2 separate regions of the Mus musculus genome follow, and region 2 is linked to region 1. Evidence: chromatin loops called from intact Hi-C (ENCODE). Cell type or tissue: left cerebral cortex. All regions are shown on one strand.

Region 1 (8,000 bases):
GTCAGGTTTTCTCTGGCAAGATCGGTTTGCTGGTTGCTGTCCCATGCATGGTGTTTGGGATGAACAAGTCAGCCTCTTGTCTGTGTATGAATGTTCATACACATGCAGCGCATGAATGTTCAGCAAGTTTACAGTTGCTTCTCAGGCTCCTATTCAAAGACAAATGCACACAGATGGAAAATAACAGAGGCAGAAAGCCAGAAGACAGCGCTTACTAGAGCAGAGGTTCTCAACCTTTGGAGGTTGAGCATCTCTTTCACAGGGGTCCCCTAAGACCATTGCAAAACACAGATATTTACATTGGAATTCATGACAGTAGCAAAATTACAGTTATGAAGTAGAAAATGAAAATAATCACAACATGATGAACTGTATTCAAGGGTCACAGCATTAGGAAAGTTGAGAACTAGTTCTCTGGCATGTGTGGTTGGGACATGAAATAATTCAGGTATTGGAAACCAGTCCTACTTACCGTTAGGGAGCAGTAACTGTAGCTATTATAGAACACACACTTTGGGATACGAAGGAGGTCATATTCTCAGTGTTAAGCAGGTAGGTGCTAGAGTGTGCGTTTATAACTCCACTCCTCTTGATGGCTGATCCTCGTCAAACCATGGCATTGCTGTGTCCAAATCTCCTTTGTAATATGGGGATAATGGGATGGCCCTTCTCAATGTGTGGGGACGATGAAATGAAGCCACTTGTAGATGGCTCTTGGAGAAGAGTCAGACATTGCTTGCTTATGGAATCAGCAGTGGCCCCCGCTGTTGCGAATTCTAGCACCTAGTGGTCCAGGTACATTTCACAGGGCACTCTCCTGACTCATCTCATCCAAACTCCATTGTTGTATGCTTGGCTATTGAGTGTTTACTACTTCATGTCTTTGAGCATGTGACCTGTGACTCGTGCATGCGATGAGCTTCAGTTCTAAATTCTATGTGAAGTTCAGCTGCTGAGGATAGACGGAGTTCTTCGAGTACCACAGGCTTGGAAACAATTCCCATCTCTGCCCTTCAGCCTTGTGTCCTTGAGACGGTGCTGGGGGAGATTCAGTTTCCCTGTCTGTCAAAGGGGATGCATTCATTTAGAAACACCCACACCTACTCTAGCAAGGCCTAGCAAAGGTGGATTTGTTTGTTTTTTCTTTTTGAACTAGCTAAAGAAGTTCCCATAGAGTGGAAGGGAAGGGTGCAGATAGAGCGAGGGAAGTCTGTGAACGGGACCTGGATCCTGCTCTCCCATTTCATTTCGTGCTTTTGGGCATGTGAGACAGTCTTGTCTCTGCAAACTCTGTTTCTTTGTTGTCCTGCATGGGGGGGAAGGAAATCTGCTCCCCAGCCTTCCTAAGCATACTTCTCTCCTCCACAACTTAGTTCTCAATGACAGGCTGTCTCCCAGTCCCAACTCTCGTGTTCCAGCAAGGAGAGTCACTAGGCTTGGGCTGAATTTGCATGGGTGGCTGAACCCCACGGCAACACTGCTGCCCCCTCTGATGAGCCTGCTGGGCCCCAGATGTTTACAGTAAAATTTTAGTTGTGAACTAGGTCAAGAGCAAAGAAAGGGTCTCTGGATAAAAACTTGGCCATCTGGCAGAACCCGTGAACGGTCACCTTTGAGATGGAGAATAAGAGGAATGGATCCCAAGTCTTTGACCTAAGCCAGTGGTGCCACACCCAAGGAGGGACTTTCGTAAGGGGTACTCTGAGAATGCCAAGGGCCCCACTGTCTCAGTATCTGATGAGTGGTTCATCTGTATAGAAAGGTTGCATACATAAAGTTAGAGGCACGTGAGGGTCTTCCCCATCATTGCAGCCAGAGTTGCAAGAACTCCATCTTTTTCAGGGACTGCAGTTGGAGCCAGGGGTTCCAAGCTGGACTTCTGGAGTGTTCCACAGAACTGACTCCCAAGGTCTTGGCCTAGCACTTCCTGTTCTGTGTCAACCCTCTTTTCTTTCTTCTTACCTCTTTTCTATTTTTCTCTCCCTTTCTAACCCATGGGGTGCACCCCTATCCTTGTTTGAAAACCTAAGTCTATTGCTTACTTGTTTGGGGTCCTTGTCTGATAGGTGGATGTAATTTTTTTTTCTCTTCTGTTAAATAGGAATTTCAAGAAAACAAAAAGTCAAACATAAGATCAAGAAATGGCTGCCTTCTAGTGTTTGTTATTCTGAGGACAAAATGCCACATGGTTCAGTGTGTGAGTGGCCCTTATACCTGTCGCTCTGTTATCATATTGGTGAATTCTTTGATTCCTCCTCCTCCTTTTTAAAGATTTATTTATTATTATTAAGTACACTGTAGCTGTCTTCAGACACACCAGAAAAGGATGTCAGATCTCATTAGGGATGGTTGTAAGCCACCACGTGGTTGCTGGGATTTGAACTCAGGACCTTCAGAAGAGCAATCAGTGCTCTTACCCACGCAGCCATCTCGCCAGTCCTTCCCTCCTCTTCTTAAACAAGGTGTGAAGCTAGCTATCAGCTAGGGGGTCACAGTATTTTCTAGGGCCTGTGAACATTTTTTTCTGCATCATACACAAAGCGTTGATCTTAATCTTACAGAAAGTGATTGGTTATTGATTACTGCTAGACAAGATTGATCTCTCTTGGGGCTGTCAAACGTGTGTCCTTGGGGTCCCTGTCCACCCTGTCTCCTGTTCCATTGTGTCGTCTTCTTGCTCTCTGCACAAAAAGCACTGGGTCTTCTTCAATTCCTTATTTACCTTCTTCCAACTCCTCCCAGTCCCTTGCCATAGTCTAGTTGTCCAGGACACTATCCTTGTGTCCAGTGGGACCTATTGCCTGCATCTTCTGTTCAGCATAGCTTTTGCAGCGGTCTTTGTCATTTGGAAATGTTTTGTAAAACTGGCTCTGAGCTTCCTAGTAACAAAAGTGAAGGGAAACAAGACTCTGTTATAGAAAAGAAAATATCCCTAGGATAAAAACCATTTTCTGGCACCCTGACTCAGGGCTTGAGCCTGTGGGCATTTTGCTAGTTTGCCCCTGCTTTGAGGGACCGAGGTATTGAGCAGGTATATAAGAGGACTCTAGCATGGAGACCTTGATTCATTGGTACCCTCTGCTCAAACAGTTGGCCAAATAAATGCATCCTCTTGTTCCTCTGTTGAGATCTTAATGTGTATCTAAAAATCAGCCAGGTGGCAGTGGGCTTCATGTCTTGAGGTCATAGGTAGGTCTGCTGATATACCGTGAGACAAATTGTGGTCCCAGAGAGAGTTAATAAAAGGTTGGGGGATAGGACCATGGGGAGGTGGGGGGCAAACCAATAGTGAGGCTCAGCTTCTCCAGTCACCTAAGTACTCATTCCATTTCTGACCCATAAACTCCATCCATACACTAAATCACTTTCTATTTCTCTCCTATTTCATACTCCCGTTTCGCATTTGGAACCGAACTATTGGTCACTTGTTAGACTGCTTGTCTAGACTAAACGAAGCCCTGGGTTTGACCCTCAGCACCCCACAGACTGGATATGGAGGTACTCACCTGTAATCCCAGTACTCAGGAGGTGGAGGCAGGAGGATCAGAGTTCAGGGTCACCTTTGGCTACCTAGTGAGTTTGAGGCCAGCCTGGGCTACCTGAGCTCCCATGTATCCTTCCCATGTACACTCATGTGCCTTCCCATGTACCCTTCCCATGTACATTCATGTGTCTTTCCATGTGCCTTTTCCTTCTGTGCCTTTGCTCCCTCTGCTCTGGATTCCTGGGTGCTCCTGAACTAACTGTAGCCACTGCCTTTTCCTCCCTCCTTTGGTCGCATGTCCATCCTGATGTTGAGGTACCTTCTTAGAGATGCCAGGCCATCCCAGAGTGTCAAGTCCCAGCAGCCTCTTTCTACCAGGCCCAGTCCCACCACAATCCCCATTTCTCTGCAATTCTCCCAGTCCACAGTGACCTTACTCAGCTTGTTTACCATGGTGTCTGTTTCCTTGTGCCGGGATACAAGCCGCAGGACTCCTGGGAGCAAGTCTCTCCTTCTATGCACAGGGCACAGGTTCTTATAAGAAGAGCTCCTCAGACATGCTTGTGAAGGGACTCCTGTAGAAGTGACCTGTTGACCACACAGCTGAGCCGCAGATGCCCATGTGACTTGAATATATCCTTCACCAATTGCTTTGCCAACTTTAACACCCCTTCATCCGCTCCCGGGAAGCCCTGTGGCTTCCCAGCTCTTCCTTTGCTGCCATCTTTCTTCTTGTCCTCTTTTCTGGATCTCTGGGGGGCCCTGGCTGATCTTTTCAAGGTCCAGGGCTTAATTTTCACTATCCCCAAAGATGCCACTACTTTAATGGACTATTCCCTCAGCTGCTCCATGCAGGTGTGTGGTCTCCAGTTAGATAGTCACTCCTGGGGAGTCAGGAAGCAGTTTTGTTCCTAATCTTACTAGCATGTCCTTGCACAATGTGTGAATCAAATCTAATGCCACTATACACCTCAAGGGTGACACTGGCAGGATCTTTATCAAGTTACCCAAAGTCTGAATGCTTAGAGGCAGTTAGAACCTCAGAGAAACGCAGACATTCCTATGGGACCTACTGAGCAACATGCTGTTATCGTTTGAATTGTCAGTACATACGGGTATTTTGAGCATCCTTAAGTAGCCTAGGACCCTTGATAGACTGTCGCTGAGATTGTGTTTTAAAGGTACCATGGAGAAGCAGAAAAGATGGCATGATGTGACACTCGTGTTTAATATGGGTAGAAATTTGGTAGACGTAATTGCCATTTTATTTATAAGCTATTGCTTATTGATTTGACTTTTTAAAAGTAGCGAGTTTATTTTCTGTGGTATTGCTATTTAAATTATATCATATATTATTTAAGGATGATTTGTATTCTGTTTTTTAAGCATGGATTTATTAAACACTAAAGTGTATTATGATAACAGTTCAGATTGGCAGTTAACATTAGCAGGCAATAGAATTCCTTTCTTTGTCCACAAGAGGGCTCTCCTGTCTAACAAAAGGTAATTTTAAAGTTGAAAATGTAATGGAGGTTTAGATTAAGCCTCTAAGAAGCATTTATCCCGGTAATGGATTAAAGTGGCCAATATTGTCTGCAATGGGCTTTGTCTTGCTATGCTATCCAGCTATGCTGCAATTTAGTATGAGGGTCTGTCCAAGGATGTCTTTGAAAGGGAATCCCAGTGTACTGCCCTTAGACGATGCTCTGTGCAATCAGTCGCTAAGACTGGAAGGCACTTGACTGGACTCTTAGTCAAATTCTAATTGACAGGAATCTGGAGAAGCCTGGTCACGTGCTGTTCATTTTTTTGTGGGAAGGGCTACCTGATTAACCAATGCATATTTAAAGCCTGGCATGGCAGGCTACATGGCAGCATCCTAGAGATTGGGATTTGGGGGTGAGGGGCACGGACAGCATATCCTTCTGTCCTGGAAGGTCACATAATAGTTTTGTCAGCAGTTTGCCAGCCACCCCTGGGAAGGATTACAGCAGCAGAGGTACTGTTAAAGGTGCTATGAACCTTCCTTCGGTGTTGTGAATATTCCTGACATGGAGGTGAGATCATATCATACCAAGCAGTTTCTGGATTAAGTTCAGAGCTTGGTGGCTCACGGGCCACATGCATGGTATGCTGGTCTTTCATGATGGTAGCTAAAGACCTTTGTCACTCTGTTTTGGTTATTTGAAAAATGAGAGGAACATTTCCAATTAAAGACTAGTCTAATTAAAAGGAATCAAGCCTCTACAGTGAGGATAATTGGGCCTTAAGAGATTTATGGCTACACTGGCATCGCCGGTCATATTTGCTCAGCCCCAGACCTGGCTAATTTCGCTTGAATGACAAGCCGTGCAGCTGTGCTGGTTGACACTGGATTTTGTGAGATCATTTTATTTTATGTACCTCACCAGATTCCTCTTTTTCATGTGTTCTGGCTCCAACTGCAGCATCCTTGTTTAGGATAACTGCTCTGTGCTTCTCATGGTCACCTGAAGGCTAAAATGGTGCTTTCTCAGTGATGAAAAGGGTTTGATCCCATCTCCTTTAGACAGGAATACCACCTGATGGAAATGAAGAAGTGGCATAGTTAGAAATTTCTCAGGTCTTAAAATCAGAGCACAAGCCATACAAGGGACATGGCATGTATAGTTAATTAATTTAATTCAGCTCCAATTAGAAGAGCCTTCTTCAAGAACTCTACCCCATCATTCAGAACAGAAGGTATTGATAACATATGAAATTAAAATGCCATTTATAAAATTCTTTAATTTTTAATAGACACGGTTATTGTCTTTAATGGCTCATTTACAATGTACTTGAGTATGTTGTAAAATGATCCAGTAGTAAATTCTTCATTGATGTTTTTAAGGAAGCCATAAAAAGGCAATTTGTGGCATGCCTCTACCACATATTGGCAGAAAAGCAGGCTATTTTAATGTAGCCGATGCCCATACTCTAATGGCGAAGTAATTCCACGCATCGTGTGATAATCATAAACGAGAGGCTGGTGGAGGCTTCAGCCATGAAGCACCATTTGTAACACACTGGTCAAAGTCACTGATGATCTGTAGCTTTCATCAGCACATGCTTCGGCCTAAGGAGGTCATTAATTCCTGTTTCCTTTCAGAATAAATTTGCCAGAGAAAGGGTTCCACTGGCCATGTATTCTTAGGTGGAAAAGCTGGGGGCAAATCAGCAAAGACATCCAATGCACTTGTTGGTTTTTGTTTTTGTTTTTGTTTTGTTTTTTTTTTGAGCATCTGAAAATAGAAACATCCTTCCTTGTTTCTGTCTGGAGGCCTGATGGGTCCTTCTGTGTAGGCAGATTCCCTTCCAGAGACAGTGTCTAGTAGTTACTCACAAGACTGTCTCCCCTCTGCCCCTCCTTCACTCATAAGATCCCTTTGGGCTCCCCAAACCGAGGCATTTATAAAATATTTTTCCACCCCATCATCTTCTGTCTTGAGCAGGAACAAGAGCAGAAAGGTGATTTATCACACTGGGAGACTCCACAGCAACTTGCCTCTTAACAACAGTGGTTAGCACTGTTCCGCCTCGCACCTGGTACCCAAGGGCTGTGAGTAGAAGCCACCTGGCCATCCCAGTAGATGCCATCCTTGGAGGTCAGAGCGGACCTTGTGGTGATTCTGTAAACAGCTAATGACTGTGTCCTCACCACTCTGGTGCTGATGCAAGAGGCCCTTGGAGACGTTCCCCACCAGTGGCCAGCAGGAGAGGCGGCTCAAATGGATGTCTTGTAACTAAGCGAGATTCTGCCTTGCCAGATTCATGTGAAAATGCTTCGGGATGAGACCGTAGCAGGTAATGAATATAAGTGCACGCACAGAAGAGAAAGCCTCATTAGCTACTTATTTATTCTAGTTCTGGTGTTGGATCTCTTCACAGAGGCCAACAGAAGTCATTCAGTCGTCTCCTTACATACCATTCAGCTCTGGTGTATTTCCACTGAACTGATGTAGCGTTCTGATCAGAAGTGCAGCCAGCGGCTCTTGTAAGTTTGATGAAATGGTGACACAGATTGTGTAATTCTTGCAGGTTTTACCTTCATTTGTGTTGTGGAGCTGGGCACCTTTCGTTGAATCTGTTGCATATCAGAGCCCCGACTCACTGTCTTCCAGCAGCCGTTTAAGACAAAGCAGAACTAATATGTTGAGATCCGAGTAAACCCTTGTGAACCTAAGCCAGGGACTGCAGACCGAGTCCCAGAGGTTGTGGTTCAGTGTCTTCAGGGGCCAAGGAAACCTGGCTTGATTTTCAGTGGACTTTAAACATGTGGGAAGAGCTGCACGCGTTTTGGGAATGTGTTGGTGAGTTTATAGTCTAGTAGATTTCAGACATTTGGCATCTCTGTGCCAGGCGGCTAGAATGGGAATCTTAGCTCATGTGTGTCCTAGCCGAGTGACTTTGGTCAAGTCTCTTGTCCTTTCCATGCCACAAGGAGGCAGACATAAGCCCTAATTTGGAGTGAATGCTCAGTCATTCATTTGTTTGTTTT
Region 2 (8,000 bases), 1.8 Mb after region 1:
CTTATGCTCCTCTCTGAGCCTTTACCCACTGATGTCCCAGTCTTTCCCGGACAATGGAGTGCCTTATCCTTACTTCATTGAACACTCAGTTATAAATAACTGTTCCACATACCGCTGTTGTAATGCTCTACGGTCATTAGTGAACATGTGGCACTTTCCTAAGTGCACGCATGCCCTATCTCACCATGTTAATTCTCACAAACACCCTGGCAAGAAGACTCCATTTTTCCCAAACAGGAGGAAACAGAGTTGAACTAGGTTAAGCGACTCTCTGGGGCCATATGATTATTAAGAGGTAGAGTAAGAATCCAAAGCTGGCCAGTCTGACCCTAGAGTGTGTTCCTTTAAACTTTGTTACACTGTTCCATAAACCCTGCAGCAGTCCGGGAAATATGCAATATGCAATATTTATTATTATGCAATATGGCCAACCCACATTTGGCTCTTGTATACTAATCAGTTACTAGCCTTGTAGAGTGGTGATTAGCAGACCAGGACTTCCTTCTCACCCACCTCCCATCACCTCCTGGCTAGGCTCCTTTGGGCAGGTCCCTTACCTCTCTGAGCCTTGACACTCACCAGAATAATGACAGTGAAGAAATACACACCTTGTGGATCTCTGGAAGGCTTAACTAAGTAAAGCCATGGAAATGACATGGAACATTGTCTGAGACATATTAGGCACACGCAATTTCTGGTTTTCACATTGTACATGAGAATCAACTATGTAGTTAGTCTGGAGAAGGCTAAAGCCACAGATGCTGTGAATAAATTAAAGGGAAAAGTCTGTTCTGAGCAATAGTCATTGGGTGTACTTTAAAGATTGTTATTTCTGGGGTATTTGGTGGAGCAGGGCAGTGAAGACCAGGAACAGTTATACCTGTCCAGGATGGGACCTAGAATTTTGTAATCAGGAGTTCTGAAACAAATGTCACTGCACTTACGGGAATTGTCAGGATCTGAGCTGAAATTTATGGTGGAGTCAAATCTAGAAGCTATCATTTTTATCGTTCAAATTATAAAGGAAGGAGAGATGGGAGAGTGCTTGCCTAGCATACATGAAGCCTTGGATTCAACCCCACCCCTACCCCCTGGAGGTTGCATAAGCTGAACATGGTGGTTCATATTTGTAATACCAGCATTAAGGAAATGGTAATAAGAGGGTCAAAAGTTCAAAGCCATACTCAGGTATATAGTGAGTTCAAGGCCTAACTGAGCTAAATGCACACATGTGTATGCACACACGCACATGTATGTATATATACATTTGTATAAACGTATGTGTATGTGTGTGTGTGTGATAAAAGGTATTAACTAAATTTCATAACCAAGACCACTGATTGAGGAGGAAACAATTCCACCTCAACATTGCCAAGCAGTGGGTACTTCAGTTGCTTGCAGATCACACCCATCATTAAAACACTTTATTAGTCAACAAATAAATCAATCAACAAACATTAATGACAATATTCCCTAAATAATATATTTTATTAGTGGTAAGACATAAGGTAATTTCTTACAGTATTTTGTGCTCTCTGCTTTCATAGTAGAATGTGTTAGTGAAGAAAACTTTAGATTCACATGCAAGAATGGCCATCTAATTATTGATGAGGAGATTTTCTGATGAGCCAAACTGTCTACTGAAGGGTCCTTTTCAATCCTTCTTTGGTTAATCTACTTTAGTTCTAAACCCTGTAGACAGGCAATAAGATCTCAAGGTGTACCCCAACACACTTGCCAAGGCTCCTGTAATCTAGCTCATTAATTCATATTTCACGGAACCATTATTATTCTGTAAGTATTTCTCTTCCCCACCTAATCTAGATGTTTTAAGTGGTGAAAGTGACATTGTTCTTGTATCTCCACCCTAATGGACTAGCAGATTGCCACTTTTGCATCAATACTCCCTGAATAAGCGATTCTTTTTATTCACCCCTGCATGAATTCACATATTCACATAGTTTCTACTCCTCTCTCAAGATAAAAATAAAAATGGCAAATGACATTTTTCAGTGTCATTATATGGTGGCCCATTTCATGAAACGGTATGTGATTCCCTCATTTACCTTAATTTAGTTCTTCAGCAAAGCAATCAATTGTATATATTTCCTTTAACATTAAAGGAAGGCTGGGGAGATGGCTCAGTGGAAAAAACACTTGCCAGCAGGCATGAAGATCAGAATGTGCATAAAATCCAGGCAGACGCAGCAACTGCCTATAACCCAGCACACAGAAGACAGGGGCAGAGGATACCCAAGGCATCTGGCTAGCTAGATTAGCTGCAATCTCTGAGGTCTAGGTGCAGCATGAAACCCTGTGTCAATAAATAGAGGAACTTCAAGCCTCCACAGCCACTCATCCTTGCTCACATGCAAAACACATGTACGTATGCATGTGTATCAATGTGTACATTCACATTTAAAAGGCTTTTAAAGGGGAAGTTGATACTTAAGATTTATCTAGGCACTATGACAAGCCCCCTACCTGCTTTATTTAGCTCTATTCTTAAAACAGTGGCATAGCAAATCAAAACAACCCTGAGATTCCACCTCACACCAGTCAGAATGGCTAAGATCAAAAATTCAGGTGACAGCAGATGCTGGCGTGGATGTGGAGAAAGAGGAACACTCCTCCATTGTTGGTGGGAGTGCAGGCTTGTACAACCACTCTGGAAATCAGTCTGGCGGTTCCTCAGAAAATTGGACATAGTACTACCGGAGGATCCAGCAATACCTCTCCTGGGCATATATCCAGAAGATGCCCCAACTGGTAAGAAGGACACATGCTCCACTATGTTCATAGCAGCCTTATTTATAATAGCCAGAAGCTGGAAAGAACCTAGATGCCCCTCAACAGAGGAATGGATACAGAAAATGTGGTACATCTACACAATGGAGTACTACTCAGCTATTAAAAAGAATGAATTTATGAAATTCCTAGCCAAATGGATGGACCTGGAGGGCATCATCCTGAGTGAGGTAACACATTCACAAAGAAACTCACACAATATGTACTCACTGATAAGTGGATATTAGCCCAAAACCTAGGATACCCAAGATATAAGATATAATTTGCTAAACACATGAAACTCAAGAAGAATGAAGACTGAAGTGTGGACACTATGCCCCTCCTTAGATTTGGGAACAAAACACCCATGGAAGGAGTTACAGAGACAAAGTTTGGAGCTGAGATGAAAGGATGGACCATGTAGAGACTGCCATATCCAGGGATCCACCCCATAATCAGCATCCAAACGCTGACACCATTGCATACACTAGCAAGATTTTATTGAAAGGACCCAGATGTAGCTGTCTCTTGTGAGACTATGCCGGGGCCTAGCAAACATAGAAGTGGATGCTCACAGTCAGCTAATGGATGGATCATAGGGCTCCCAATGGAGGAGCTAGAGAAAGTAGCCAAGGAGCTAAAGGAATCTGCAACCCTATAGGTGGAACAACATTATGAACTAACCAGTACCCCGGAGCTCTTGACTCTAGCTGCATATATATCAAAGATGGCCTAGTCGGCCATCACTGGAAAGAGAGGCCCATTGGACTTGCAAACTTTATATGCCCCAGTACAGGGGAACACCAGGGCCAAAAAGGGGGAGTGAGTGGGCAGGGGAGTGGGGGTGGGTGGATATGAGGGACTTTTGGTATAGCATTGGAAATGTAAATGAGCTAAATACCTAATAAAAAATGGAAAAAAAAAACAGTGGCATAGATCTGGAGTGGTCCTGTTTTTATATCCATTTTATAGATGAATAAACATGGTGAGAGAGGCTACATAGTCTTCCTAAGATGCCGGATCTATGGGGATGATGAGAGAAACTACACAGATCCCAGGTGTGTTTGATCATGTGGGTAACCTGTCTTCCTCAGAGGCAATCTAAATGACGCATGTACCTATAGATCGAGCCCAGGGCAATGAAATGGACTGTCTACTTTTTCAGAACAAACACTAATGGACAAATCCAGGACAAAAAAAATGCATGTAAATTCAGTTCTCTCTTCTTGGCTCTCAAAAGTGCCTTTGTCCTCCTCCTGATGTCCACAGCCCCCTCCGCAGTAGTAGGGATGTAACTGTGGTCTCCTACTTTACTCTGGAGGACATACTGGTCACAAGGACACAGCGCTGGCTTAGTGAACGCTGCTTCGATAAAGGCCCTGAGTGAAAGCCATCCTTCTGGGGACATCCCGAAGCTACAGAGCATTCCCAGAGGGCTCCTGCTTATGGAATACCAGTTGCTGATCTCGTCATAAAAGTCCCCAAGGTCCTGGCAGATGTCTTGAGGCATGTGTGAGAGCCAAGCCTGCTCCCACACGTGCTGGGCCAGATGCCACTCACTTTGGAGTCCACAGCTGGCGCTGTCAGTGTGCTTAGCCGTTACTGGATGGTAAAGGGAAAGAATACACTGGTCTCTCTCCTCCCAAGCTTGTTAAAAAGCAGAAAGTGTGTGTGCTGGCATTTAAATTTATTCTTTGTTGTGTCTTCCTCTGGTATTAAAATGACCTTAGTGTAGCTGAACATTTTGTGTAATGATCTACTACCTCTACTCTCCATCTCAACATAAACTCTAGGAAGATAGAGGTATGATCGCACTTCTGCTGTGTAACAGTGAGTCAATCAGGATTTTACATAAAAGATTGGCTGTGTGTTGTATATGTGTGTTGAGCTGCCTTGTGGATCTCATAAAGATGCAATTTTGACTTTCATGTATCCATTTAAAGTAAGTGTAGAAAGGAGACAGGATGTGAGGGTGACCAAGAAAAGAGCACAAAACTGCGCATTAATTTCCTACAGCCAGGAAATCCTGCACTACTGTACCCAACGATAGCTGACAATCATCACTAATGAGAGGCATGCTGCTCAGAGCTGGATTTGAAGGTGTGCTGTGCACACAGAAAAAATGGCAACTACAGGTGTGAAATTTGAATAGCAAATTATCTCTGCATTTTCTGGGAAAGGAGAATGAACCAGATGAATTACAGATAGCAAGTTACAGGAATTTCATCCAAAATTCCTGTCTTCTACAGCAATTTACCTGGAATGGCCAGGTATTTATTTAGCCCACTAACTCAGTCTGCTACTCTGGTGCTTACACAAAAAATCCTATGTAGTCATCTTGTTGCTATGTGGGGGTAGGGAGGGTAACTTGAATCTGTTGAGAAGTAGAGGCGGGTGTACATTCAGTCTGACCAGGCAGAGAATTGTGTAAGGAATTGCTGACAGTTTCAGACACTGTTGACAAATCCCTGGGAGAAGTAGTCTTGTTCAAATTCTCATGCAAACTCTAAGTCACTAGAGTCAATTGCATTCTTATTGATGCAGGAAATAGAGATTTGAGAGCCATTTGCAAGAACATTTCAGAATTGGATACAAGTGGGCTGTCAATGACAGAGTGAGCTCTGTTCGGGAATGAAGTTGTGATCAATGGTTGGCATCCGTCCTCAGTTCTATTATTAAGGGTAGGCTTGGGATAAGATGATCAGAGGGGTAATATGAAAAACGGTGACAATAAACAAATTATCAGGAGTCCATCGAGACGGCTTGTGGGTGGGTAAAGGTGACCTTAGGGTGCTGACTGCACCTCGTGCAAACTTGAGAGGAGGGAACTGAGGCTACAAAGGCTGTACTCTGATATACATATGTGTGCAGTAGCCTGCTCTCTCTCTCTCTCTCTCTCTCTCTCTCTCTCTCTCTCTCTCTGTGTGTGTGTGTGTGTGTGTGTGTGTGTGTGTGTCTATGTGTGTGTGCCCATGCATATACACAATGAACAATGGTAATGTAGTGATTTAAATTATACAAAAGATACAATAAAATCCCCTCCACTCAATTTTATTTTATGGATTTCCTTCCCTAAATGAAGCTATAGGTTTTTATTCACATGTAGTGAAATGATGTTTGATATATTTGAGATCTTCTAGTGAGGACTTTATTTTCTAGAAGAAAACTGGGAAAATTCCCTGTTAAAAGTCTAGAGTGTCATCCCCTTTTTGCACATATTTTTGGTGGAGAATTGGAAGCAAAAGGTAGAAATCTGGTTTTGACCTTTTATTCTGGTTAATGAGATATTTTAGCCCAAATATGTTGGCATAAGAATCCTACACTTTGATTGCATAGTGCTTAGGTTTTAGCATATGACATGGTCATGACATTTAATGCTTCATGCCTTGCATATTAATAGATGTGCGGAGTGGAAGGGAGATGTCCTGAGGGCAAAGTGAGTCTTCTCCTCCCTTTAAACACTCATTGCTTTTCTGATTTAAGCTCCGAGGGATTAATGAAGCTCAAACAGCTGTAGGCAGGCATCTCCTGAAGCCTAGCAATTCGGAAAAAATCCAAGTAGTAGTTTCTTCGGAATTCACATACTTAGAGCTCATATTTTGGGTTGTTTCAAGAAAAAATTAAAAGAGAACTCTTTCCCCTTTGTGTGGTGTGTGTGTGGGGTGTGTGTGTGTGTGTGTGTGTGTGTGTGTGTGTGTGTATTGCCATAACAACTAGAATCAACTTATTGTTTATAATTAAACAAAATTGCACAAGTGGCCACACCAGTGAAAGAAGTGTTTATAACCTCACCTTGCAAAAATATAATTTTAAAAAATTATCTTTTTATTTCCTCAACTGAATATGCTGCTTAAAGGTCTTGGTTTTTTGTTTGGGGGGATTTTCATGGTAAGATTTGAGGTAATAATGAGTTGGAAACCATTAGGGCTACAGTTAGCTGGGGTTGATAGGAGAAAATGTGAGGAGGAGCAGCTGGAAATGAACCTGACAGAAACCAAGAGGATGGCTTGGCATTGTTAACTGCCCTTTGCACTCACATTGATCTCCCATGTTTGGGTACATGGGCTCACCCCCATTGGATGCTCAGCGCTTCAGGTTTGCATCAAAGCCGCTCTAAGGGGAATGCTGAAGACGACATAGCTCAGGGCTAGACTCTTCCCCATCACACTCATTCATTTCCAGAAAATCAGTACCCAAGAGTGTTTGTTAAAACGGCTATGTTACCTACTAGGGTTTATTTGAAATCCTAGTTATACCTACTAAAAGAAAACTGATCTCAAAGTGCCAAAGCCACCAAAGCACCTGGCCTGTTTGCTCTCTAACCTACCACCCCGTGCCAGCATATTCCTCTCCCAAGGTTGCTATAACAGGGCATAAATAGTCCACTCACAGAGTAAACACTCAGTGTGCACACCCTGTGGACTGCTGCACCTGCTATGTGCAAGGATCCAATTCCATCTCTAAGAAGAGTGACCTGTCTCCCTCATTCTTAATGTCACTGCCTTGACACATAAGGGTCTTCAAACTTTTGTGAGGTAACAGAGTAAATTCTTGTAACAATAAGAGCTACATGCACTCCCCCCATATTAGTCAATTTTTTTCCTTTGGGAAGTGGTACTATATACCATCAGAGAGTAATAAACATTTCATTTCTCCAAGAAACGGGGGGCATTGTTAAGTTTTTATAATTAAATGATCTTTCTATACTTCTGTGTCTTCTCTCTCTCTTTTCCTCTCTCGTGAGAGAGAGAGGGGGGAGAAAGAGAACTTAAACACATAACATTCAGACACAAAGAAATTCACCTTCAAGTCTCAGACTGTGTAGTCAGGCGTGCTGCCTTGCTTCGGTCAGAGGGGCTGGGATTGGGTACTGGAGGCTGCAGTGGGGCTAGCTGAATGCTCTGACTCATAGCTATGCTTCCTACAGGAAAAAAGAGGAATGGCTTTCCCATGTGCCCAGGAGAGACACAGATGCCACATTGTTTGCACCAAATTCTGTATTTGTGGATATTTGCTGAAAAGTGTGTGCCTTGTTCTGCCATGAGGGGATAAGATTTGCTCACTTTGAGTCATGCTTAGAGCTGGGCAATGTGGTGGTTTGGATGTGAATGCTCCTGGTCCCCATAAGCTCACAGACCAGTGTTTGATTCCCAAGGGGTGGACTATTTAGGAAGTACTACAAGGTATAGTTCTGGAGGAGGAGGTGTGGTCAC

The links. A loop is a pair of places that touch in the nucleus more often than their neighbours do. Peaks named below come from ENCODE experiments on the same cell type or tissue, not always from the same donor. Only the 100,000 strongest peaks of a DNase experiment are listed, where the experiment ranks them.
Region 2: a loop joins it to region 1, with 3 times the contacts of the local background. A loop is called at or near these places in 3 of 42 quality-filtered maps.

The regions. Positions count from the first base shown.
Region 1 is chr6:97,024,460-97,032,459 of GRCm38, reverse strand. The region is part of intron 1 of Tafa4 (TAFA chemokine like family member 4); the gene reads left to right. Among named protein-coding and RNA genes, the nearest start is that of Tafa4, 32 kb to the left of the region's middle. In left cerebral cortex, a CTCF peak has its summit at 4,959 (motif pointing right); a DNase peak (open chromatin) is centred at 5,069.
Region 2 is chr6:95,226,389-95,234,388 of GRCm38, reverse strand. No RefSeq gene overlaps it. Among named protein-coding and RNA genes, the nearest start is that of AY512915, 100 kb to the left of the region's middle. In left cerebral cortex, no CTCF peak of the experiment used is centred here; a DNase peak (open chromatin) is centred at 4,312.